Linked DNA regions of Homo sapiens: region 2 is linked to region 1. Evidence: chromatin contacts called from ENCODE Hi-C data. All regions are on one chromosome and are shown on one strand. Each heading gives the region's core, a stretch centred on a gene start or an enhancer-like site at or near the end of the contact. The rest is flanking DNA. Distances are from core to core; before and after follow the strand shown. Region 1 overlaps ZCCHC7 (zinc finger CCHC-type containing 7). Region 2 holds the start of LINC01627 (long intergenic non-protein coding RNA 1627).

Evidence for each region. A loop is a pair of places that touch in the nucleus more often than their neighbours do. Pooled maps may share reads with other maps.
Region 2: a map with no recorded cell type shows a loop between it and region 1 (2.8-fold over the local background). The contact joins the promoter of LINC01627 here to the enhancer-like site in region 1. A Hi-C loop is called at or near these places in 2 of 168 maps with a recorded cell type or tissue (A673 and GM12878), 20 of 37 single-sample maps with no recorded cell type and 7 of 50 pooled maps.

Annotation. Positions count from the first base shown.
Region 1 is chr9:37,139,028-37,143,586 of GRCh38, forward strand. All of the region lies in intron 2 of ZCCHC7 (zinc finger CCHC-type containing 7), which reads left to right. Among named protein-coding and RNA genes, the nearest start is that of ZCCHC7, 21 kb to the left of the region's middle. Within about 2 kb of position 2,129, at least 2 of the 41 ENCODE cell types and tissues checked have a DNase peak (open chromatin) inside an H3K27ac peak, as active enhancers do.
Region 2 is chr9:37,393,229-37,398,112 of GRCh38, forward strand. LINC01627 (long intergenic non-protein coding RNA 1627) reads right to left here and starts at 1,566. Exons shown (of 3, transcript XR_002956875.2): 1 at 1,419-1,566. LOC124902153 (a long non-coding RNA gene) reads left to right here. Exons shown (of 3, transcript XR_007061478.1): 3 at 1,994-3,184. RefSeq lists an enhancer at 2,504-2,798.

The sequences.
Region 1 (4,559 bases), core at 879-3,378:
CTGTTCAGATAATTCATATTCTGTAAGTAGGAGATCCTGTTTTTAAGACTTTACTAAATTTAATTTCAAAGTAATAATCTCTTATAAATGCTTCCTTGGTGGTTAAGACTTATTAATGAAGCAAAAGTATGGACTTCATGGAAGTTTTCAGCCTAACGTTTTAAATCTCTTCATTATTATTTATCTTTGTTTTGTTATAAATTAAAGATACTGGCATGGTTAACTTTTGGCATTTTGAGTTACTTGCCAGATATTTGTTGATTGTGCAAATAGTTAAGAAATAAATATTTTAATTGGGCATCCACCATGTATTATGTCACATTTTCTTTTTAAATCATATGCTTAAGAATACTTAAAGGAGTATGACTTGCTTTTTAGTTTGAATCTTGATCTAACAGCATTGGTTCTGGATGGAGATGTAATTCTAGAGATAAAAATTATTTCTGTTGTGTAGATTTGGATTCTAAATGTAATAATTATTTTAAAGTGGATCTTGTCTGCTAAATGTATAGCTTTTATTTCTATAACAAATTCTTACCTTAGAATTCCAACTTTTGTCAGTTTTGAAAATTAGTTTATTGTGGACTTGAGAGCATCTGTTCTTAATCTCGTGTTTTGCAAACACGTTTTAAGGGAAGACAGCATAAATCTGTGATAGTGAAAATCATTTGTACTTCCCCTCCCTCGCTTTTGCTTAAATATACAATTAACTTATAACCACCTCAGTGTGAAAGAATGGATGTTAAGTAGCTTAAGAGGTATTTATTAAGGGAAAATATTTTTATTGGCAGTTCCCTTAAGTCATATTTGTTTTGTAACTAAATAGTGCTTGCAACAGAATTATCTATCATAGGGAGGGAAAGCTCCAACTCTTGAAAACTTTTCAATACTTTTTCTATATTGGTAGTTAATGAGAATTCTTAAGATAGGAAATAGACTGGTTATGACTGGTAATATGATATTGCTAATGTAATACAAATTATGCTTTAAAAAAGCCAGGTGAGGAATTCAGGATTTGGAAGAATATGACATACATATACATTTAACTAAAGAAAGGAGATTTTCTTTAAAGAGAAGATGTGCAACCACAATCAATCCTGTAAGTTAGTCCTTAATCCTGTACTAGCCAGTTTTTAGTATTAAATGGTCTGATTTAACACAAATGAACTTTTGTCAATGGTTTTATTTAGAAATAGCATTACTTCCTACTTTTAAGGAGGATTTTAATAGCTAATAAAAATTCGTTGTTCTGATAAGAACTTGAAAGACATCCTTACTCCCATATAATTGAGTATTTTGCTCTTCATTCAACACCTCAGCCCTTTTGGTTTGCTTAAAAAATGATACAAATTTTGTGGGAGAATAAATATAACTTAAATATTGCTGTAAATGTGTTGTATAATCATATTTTAGCCTGGTATTATTGGTTCTTCTGTGTATGAAATACTTTTAAACATTCAAAATATTCAATTTAAAAGTTTCTGGATAGGTGAGTGGTAGAGATCCATCAGGTACTTACTTGGTTGTGGAATATTTGTGTTCTTGATGCCATGACATTTTAAAGTTGTATTAATCCCTTTATTTTTCTGTTTGAGATGATTCAGTTTGGGAGGTTTTATTATCAGATCTAACAGAAGAAACGTAAGTGTTGTACCACAGGTCATCTAATTTTCAAACCATGTTGGTTAGTTAAACTGACTTTGGTGTATAATTATGTACCCGGTAGTCAGAGGAGTTCAAGTCGATTGCAATTCAACTCTGTGATTGTGCCACCAGTTAGGTTAACATCAGCAGTGAAGGGCCTTCATTGTGTTAAATTTTTAAATTCCGTTAAGATTATTTAAACATAGAAGGAGATAGGTTTGTGAAGCAAATTTCTAAAGCAGTATTAAGCAAAGAGAATCTTTTCTTCCTCTTCTTTTAGATATATCACATACATGTGTATTTTGATTAAAAGGAAAAAAATTTAATGCTTATAGTATAATGCGCATACTTATTTCTTATTTTTAGAATTTATTAAAACTAATAAAATTTGTTTGGAAATCTCAAAAGATCTTTAGTAGTATACCTGCAACCTCAGCAGTCCCTTTTTATCCATACAGATTCTCTGCCTATTGTGGCCGTTTGCTCTAATTTAAATTTCCCATGGCTTTCGGTTGCAGACTTGGTTTTCTGCAAGAGTGCCCATGCTTACATGGTCATATATTCTTGGTGACTTTTCCACTTTTTCTTTTTTGTTATTTTGTTGATTGCTAAAGAAAAAGGGGAATTTTTTTTTTTAAATTTGTTTCTTTGTTTTGATCTTTCTTCCTTAGCCCATCTATTTGTGTGTTCTTTGTTTTGCAGATTGGAAAGAATTATTGTGTGGTACTTAGATCCATGGGGACTAGCAGGGGAAAACTAATTTTGTTCTTGGTTTTGTTTTCTTAATAACAGAAGCAATTTAATTTTTGAGCCATTGAGAAGCTGAAAAGATATGTTAGTGTTATGCATGAAATTGATGGGAAATTATTAATCCTGAAAATTTGTATTCATGGTCACTTTACTGTTGGAATAAAAATGTTATTTTATAGTGTAACCAAGTTAATACTAGAAATACTAATTAACAGTAAGTGGTACTGTTATAAATCTTTAATTTAAATATTATTGTATATTAAGTAGTTGTTTACAAGAAATCTGTTGTAATCTGATAATGTGATTTCTCTTACATTCAATTTTGTGGTCCACAGTGTGTATATATTCAAATAAGCATATGAACATGCCTTTGACGGTGGACACATTTTTACTTTGACCAGATCTTAAGAGTTTGCTTTTTCTTGGCAAAACTTGCATACTTTCAAATGTGAGGAATTTTGTTTTATAACATAACTTTGTACTGCTGAATTTAAGTCCTTGAAGTGCTATGGCAATTTAGTTATTGTTAGAAGTCAAAAGTAGAGGTCTCTGTTCCCAACATCTCCCCAAAATATTTTTTCATTAATATTCACAGGCTTTAAAATATCAAATTATTGTGATCAAAGCTACTTCTGTTTTACAGTTGTTTTGTGAGGCTGGTGTCATACAGTAACATTTAACTGAATTTTGTATTTGCTAAATTAACATAAAATAATAAAGAGATCCTTTTTACCATTTAAAAAATTCTAATAATTTCCTAATCAGGAAAAATGATGTTATGATATACTGTAAATAGGCTAAAAAAAACCTTGTAATGTTGATACATAGGGAAAAGAGTAATTTTGATAATTAATAATTTTAGATTTTTTTCCTTTGATTGTACCTCATGGTTGTGAGGTGTCTAAAATGCTCTTTCTGCATATCTGTTAAGGACTTTGGGAATTGGGGTAAGGGCAAGCCTTCTTTCTGTGTCTGTTAATTACAGGTTTTTTCTTGTGGATGTAGTGCTCTTAGAATATGAAACTGATTTATAGAATTTGTAATTACCAAGAAATAAATAGCATCATTGAATTTTGTTTTCTTTATTTTTGCTATTATTTTCTAGTTACTGTGCTTCACATTTTGATTTCTATCAAATGACTTCTCAAAAAGCAATTTCTTTTAAATCAGTGAGTTTCAAACTAAGAAGAAAATGTATCCTGATAGTCTAATTAGCTGTTGTTTGTCCATGCCAATTAAAATAATCTTTTGAATTTCTAGTCTTTGATTATAGTTATATAGGCTTCATGAGTTTGTAAAACTATTCCTCCTTTTAAAGTATTTTAAAAGGTGTATTGTAATTTTATAATTGATATTCATATGTAATTATTGAGAAACTTGAATAACCTAAAATATATTTCTAGTATTCAGCACATCAAATCAAGGTATAACCTGTGATATAAAAGTGGTCCAACAGAAGTATACAGCTTTAAAAATAACAAGGAATTAATTCTGTTAGCATGTTTTACTAGCAAATGTTCGTGGAAAATGTTATTAATTCTTAAAGCTCAGTGCCTGGGTTTTATTGTGTGTGGCCTTACTAGGAGAACACTGTAGAGCCGAACTTGAAATTTATTAAGGAAAGAAGAAACTGGTGAAGTGCTTTTATGCTGTTAAAAAAACTTCACAGACAATTGTCAGACAATTTTTTTTTTAAAGGTCATGATTGCTTGATGCCTTTTCCAGTCTTTATTTGAAACTCTCGTTTTGTAGGATTTCTTTTTTGTTCTTCCTCTTCCTTTTTTCTTTTGGCAGTGGGTGGAAGATTCTTTTAAAACTGAATGGCTAAACCTGTATGGTAACTATTGAAGTATGATCGAAATACTTTTATTCATGATTTTTTTAGGCCAAAAAATGCTATGAAGGTAAGCCAATGATGGTAAAATTACATTGTGTTGCGTGGAAACTGTTTTAGCTTTAGCGTTTTCTGTTCAGAAAAGTAGGCTCTGCATTAGAGTTTTAAATTGGGATTTGTTTGTGAAATATTTTGTAATTCTCATATTGCTGATTGCCTTTATGTCTCGGTGTTCTAGTAGATAGTTCGTAGTTCCTGAAAAATAATATTCTGTGTATGAAAGAAAATAGGAGGTGAGAACAGAATGAGAATTGGGAAAGAAAACCCCCTA
Region 2 (4,884 bases), core at 316-2,815, 250 kb after region 1:
TAAATCTGATTTATCACTGTTTCCCCCGTACCCAACCAAGAAAGTGCTTAGGTGTTTATTGAGTGAATTATAATCAAATCTCACTACAACAAACAATTGGGATGTCTCATCTAATTTGTTATTAAGAAAATTCTCACCTGAGTGGGTGGCTCACACCTGTAATCCCAACACTTTGGGAGGCCAGTGTGGGAGGATCACCTGAGCTCAGGAATTTGAGACCATACTGGCAACATAGGGAGACCCTGTCTCTACTAAAAATAAAATAAAAATTAAAAAATTAGTTGGTCATAGTGGCACACACCTGCGGCCCCAGCTACTCGAGAGGCTGAGGTGAGAAGACGCCTTGAGCCCAGGAGGTGGAAGTTGCAGTGAGCCGTGATCACACCACTGCACTCCAGCCTGGGCAACAGACAGAGACCCTGTCTCAAAAATAAAAAGAAAGAAAAGAAAAGAAAATTCTCAGCTGAGCACTGTGGCTTATGCCTGTAATCTCAATATTTTGGCAGGCCAGGGGCCTGAGGCTGCTTAAGTCTGCTGACTGGCCCCAGGTCACACACAGTGAGTCTGGGTCCCATAGGGACCGGACGTGCTGACCTCTGTGGAGCTTTGCGCCCAATCACCCAGAGGCAGCAGGAGGAGTTTCTTTTTTGTTTTATTTTGTTTGAGACAGGGTCTTGCTCTGTTGCTGAGTTCAGAGTGCAGTGGCACAATCATAGGTCACTGCAGCCTCAATCTCCTGAGCTCAGGAGATCCTCCCACCTCAGCCTTCCAAGTGGCTGGCACTACAGTTGTGTGCCACTATGCCTGACTAATTTTTTTTAATTAGAGATGGGGGTCTCACTACATTATTGCCCAGGCTGGTCTTGAACTCCTGGGCTCAAGAGATCCTCCCACTTTGGCCTCCCAAAGTGCTGGGGTTACACATGTTAGCCACCATGCCCACCTCAATCAAGATTTGTTTCTTTTCTTTTTTTATTGAGATAGGATCTCACTCTGTTGCCCAAGCTGGAGTGCAGTGTACAGTGGCATGATCTTGGCTCACTGCAGGCTCTACCTCCTGGGCTCAAGGGATCCTCCTACCTCAGCCTCCTGAGTAATTTGGACTACAGGTGTGCACCATCAGGCCTCGCTAAATTTTGTTTCTTTTGTTTTGTTTTGCAGAGACAGGGTCTCACTATGTTGCCCAGCTTGGTCTCAAACTTCTGGCCTCAAATGATCCTCCCACCTTGGCCCCCAAATCTGTGGGCTACAGATGTGAGCCACTGCACCCAGCCTCGAGGTTTGTTTCTTAAACTATCACCCTCCAGGGGCTGCTCTGTATTCATGCACCTTCATGCATTTGGCTCTGGGCTCTACCCACCTCCCCTCACCCCAGATTCTGCCAAGCTGGTGCTTAGGACAGTGGCCCTCCCACTTACGCTGAGGCCGAGATCTCTGACATGTTTGTGGGCCTCACTTCCCAGGTGCCTCCCAGCCCCACATGAGCTGTCTCGTAGGGCCAAGACAGCACTTTTGTATGGGGGTCTGTTTCAGAGGCACAGATGGCTCCAAACACGTCTTCTGCATCTGTAAAAGATAACAGGTGTACATTTAAAGAAAGGAATTCATACATATTTAATGATTTAGCTTAAGCAACTGGGCAAATATTCATTTTCTTAAGGTGGTAATACATAATTAACTGATAATAAAATTAATTGGGTAAAACAGTCTAAAAATAATGCAGTACTTATTACATGAGGGAATATAACTGCATTGAAAGAGGTTTAATTGTTCCAGAGACTGATGAGTCCCCAAAAGCAGCAAAGGGAAGAGGTTTTTCCACCTTTGGAATAAGGGCTCTGAGTGGGCGCTTCCTGTTCACCCTGTGGGAATAGGGTGGGAATGGAGGGTGGAGAGGAAGATGGTTTCTTGCAATTTAACAGCTTCACAACGGGTTTAGAGAGCATCCCAATGTCTACTCCCAACCCTAACCACACATCTTCACCCCTGCCAGGTCAAAAAATACAGAAAAGAAAGAATCTACCACAGATACCCTTTTATTAGATCAGAAGAGAGAAAGCTTGTAGACGCCTCGTGAACTCACCCCTTCCACTGCGAAGTGCCAGACCCTGGGCTGGACACCGTGGGAGAGGCCAGCTGGGCAAGTCTGTCCTTCGGGGAGGTCTGGGGTGTTTGGGGAAGGGAGATAGGGACACACAATCCTCACAACAACTGCAAAAAGAAGTGTGAGCACGTGGGGGCAGAGGGAGCGTCAGTCAGACGGGAGGTGATCGGGACTGGAGAGAGATGTCCCAGAGGAGGTGGCTTGGGCAGGTGGGCTTTGACTGGCGTCTATGGGAGAGGAGCCCGTAGGAAGAAGAGAGAGCAGGACAGCTGGGATTGAGTTGGGCTGAAGCCGGACCGGGGAGGGTGTGGCAAGAGATGAGGCTGAACCGGTGGGCTGGAGGAGGGGGTCCCAGGAAAAGCAGCTCTGGTCCCACCGTCAGCCCTGCCTTTTATTATTAATCTCTCTTGTGAATTCAGGTGGGAAAAGGCCTGCTGAGAGTAGTGCCAGAATTCACAGGAGAAAGATTCTGTAATTTCTTTGAGCTCTGTGACTCTGGACAAAGTATTCAGTATTAATGCAGTTGACCATGACGTCTTCTGTGTGCGCGACTGACAGACCAAATTACCTTTCCTTATCTCCTGGCGAGAAAAAAGGACCATTTTCTTGACATATTTCATAATCATTTCACCTGCTTGCCCCCTATGGAGAGCGCCGGTGACCCGGCCCCCTCCCCTCCCACACAATGCAGGAAGTATGTCATCTAATAAGCCCAGTTTCTAAAGAATGTTTTTAATCTTGGAATAGTGAGTGTGATTTTTGATTGTATTTTTAATTCTCTATCTACTTTTTTAAAAGCACACGCTTTTGTTCTAATTCTCATCTTAGCTCATCAGGGCCAGGAGGAAGCGTGGACATCTTCCATTCCATGGATCTGCTTAGCATTTGACAGGTGAGGCCCAAAGAGAAGGCATGGGCCAGGACCCCTTAGGGCAGCTGGGGGCACACCAGGAATTCTGGAGTCAGGGCTCTATGCCCTCCATGCCCAGTGGGCACCGTTCTCTAGGTGGTGCCCCAGCCCGGTAACTACAAAACCTCAGAGCATTTTTTTCTAATTGTGGTAAAATACACATAACAAAAAATCTACATCTTAACCTTCATTTTTTTTTTTTTTTTTTTGAGATGAAATTTTGCTCTTGTTGCCCAGGCTGGAGTGCAATGACACGATCTCGGTTCACTGCAACCTCTGCCTCCTGGGTTCAAGAGATTCTCCTGCCTCAGCCTCCCAAATAGCTGGGATTACAGGCACTCGCCACCGCTCACTGCTAATTTTTTGTATTTTTAGTAGAGACGGGATTTCACCATGTTGGCCAGGCTGGTCGCAAATTCCCGACCTCAGGTAATCCACCTGCCTTGGTCTCCCAAAGTGCTGGGATTACAGGCGTGAGCCACTGCACCTGGCCACATGGGAAATATTTATGATATTAAGTATAAAAAGCCGATTGTGGCTGGGCACGGTGGCTCACGCCTGTAATCCCGGCACTTTGGGAGGCCAAGGCAGGTGGATCACGAGGTCAGGAGTTCAAGACCAGCCTGGCCAACATGGTGAAACCCTGTCTCTACTAAAGATACAAAAAAATTAGCTGGGCATCGGGGTGCATGCCTGTAATCCCAGCTACTTGGGAGGCTGAGGCAGGAGAATCGCTTGATTCCGGGAGGTGGAAGTTGCAGTGAGCCAAAATCGTGCCACCGCACTCCAGCCTAGGTGACAGAGCTAGACTGTCTCCAAAAAAAAAAAAAGCAGATTGCGTAGCCAGGTGTGGTAGCACACACCTGTAATCCCAGCACTTTGAGAGGCCAAGGTGGGAGGATCACTTGAGGCCAGGAGTTCAAGACCAGCCTGGGCAACATAGCAAGACTTGATATCTACAAAATATTTAAAAATTAGCCAGGTATAATGGCACATGTCTATAGTCCCAGCTACTCTGGAGACTGAGGCAGGAGGATCACTTAGCCCAGAAGTCTTATGCTGCAGTGAGCCGTGATCGCACTACTGCACTCCAGCCTGGGTGACAGAATAAGACCTTGTCTCTAAAAAATAATAATAATAATTAATTAAATTTTGTAAAAAGCAGGTTGCAAGTTGGTATATATAGAGAATGGCTCCCACTTACATGAGTAAATATGTAAATGTCAGTGGGTATTTGCAAGGATATTTACCACAATTTGACCAATGGTTATTCCTGAGTAGTAGAATTATGGATGGCTTTTTCTATTTTCTTTTTTTAATGAAAAATGAATAAAATAAAAGTTGTCCTGCTAGGGCTACCATAACAAAATACCACAGACTGGACTGGGTGGCTTAAACAATAGAAATTTATTTTCTCACAGTTCTGGAGTCTGGAAGTCCAAGTTCAAGATGCTGGCAGGCTTAGTTCTTCTGAGGCCTCTCTCCTTGGCCTGCCGACAGCCACCTTCTTGCTATGTCTTCCCACGGCCTTTGCCCTGTGCACACGTGTCCCTGGTGTCTTTCTTCTTTTAAGGACATCAGTCATATTGCGTGAGGGTCCCACCCTTGTGACCTCATTTTACCTTAATTACCTCCTTAAAGACCTTGTTTCCATATACAGTCACATTGGGGTTTAGGGCTTCAACCTATGAATTTTGGGGAAACACAATTTAGTCTATAACAAAAGTTAGTTTGAAAAGAAAAAGAAAGTAGGCCGGGCATGGTGGCTCATGCCTGTAATCCCAGGAATTTGGGAGGCCAAGGCGGGCTGATCACTTGAGGTCAGGAGTTCAAGACCATCCTGGCCAACATAGTGAAACCCCATCTCTAC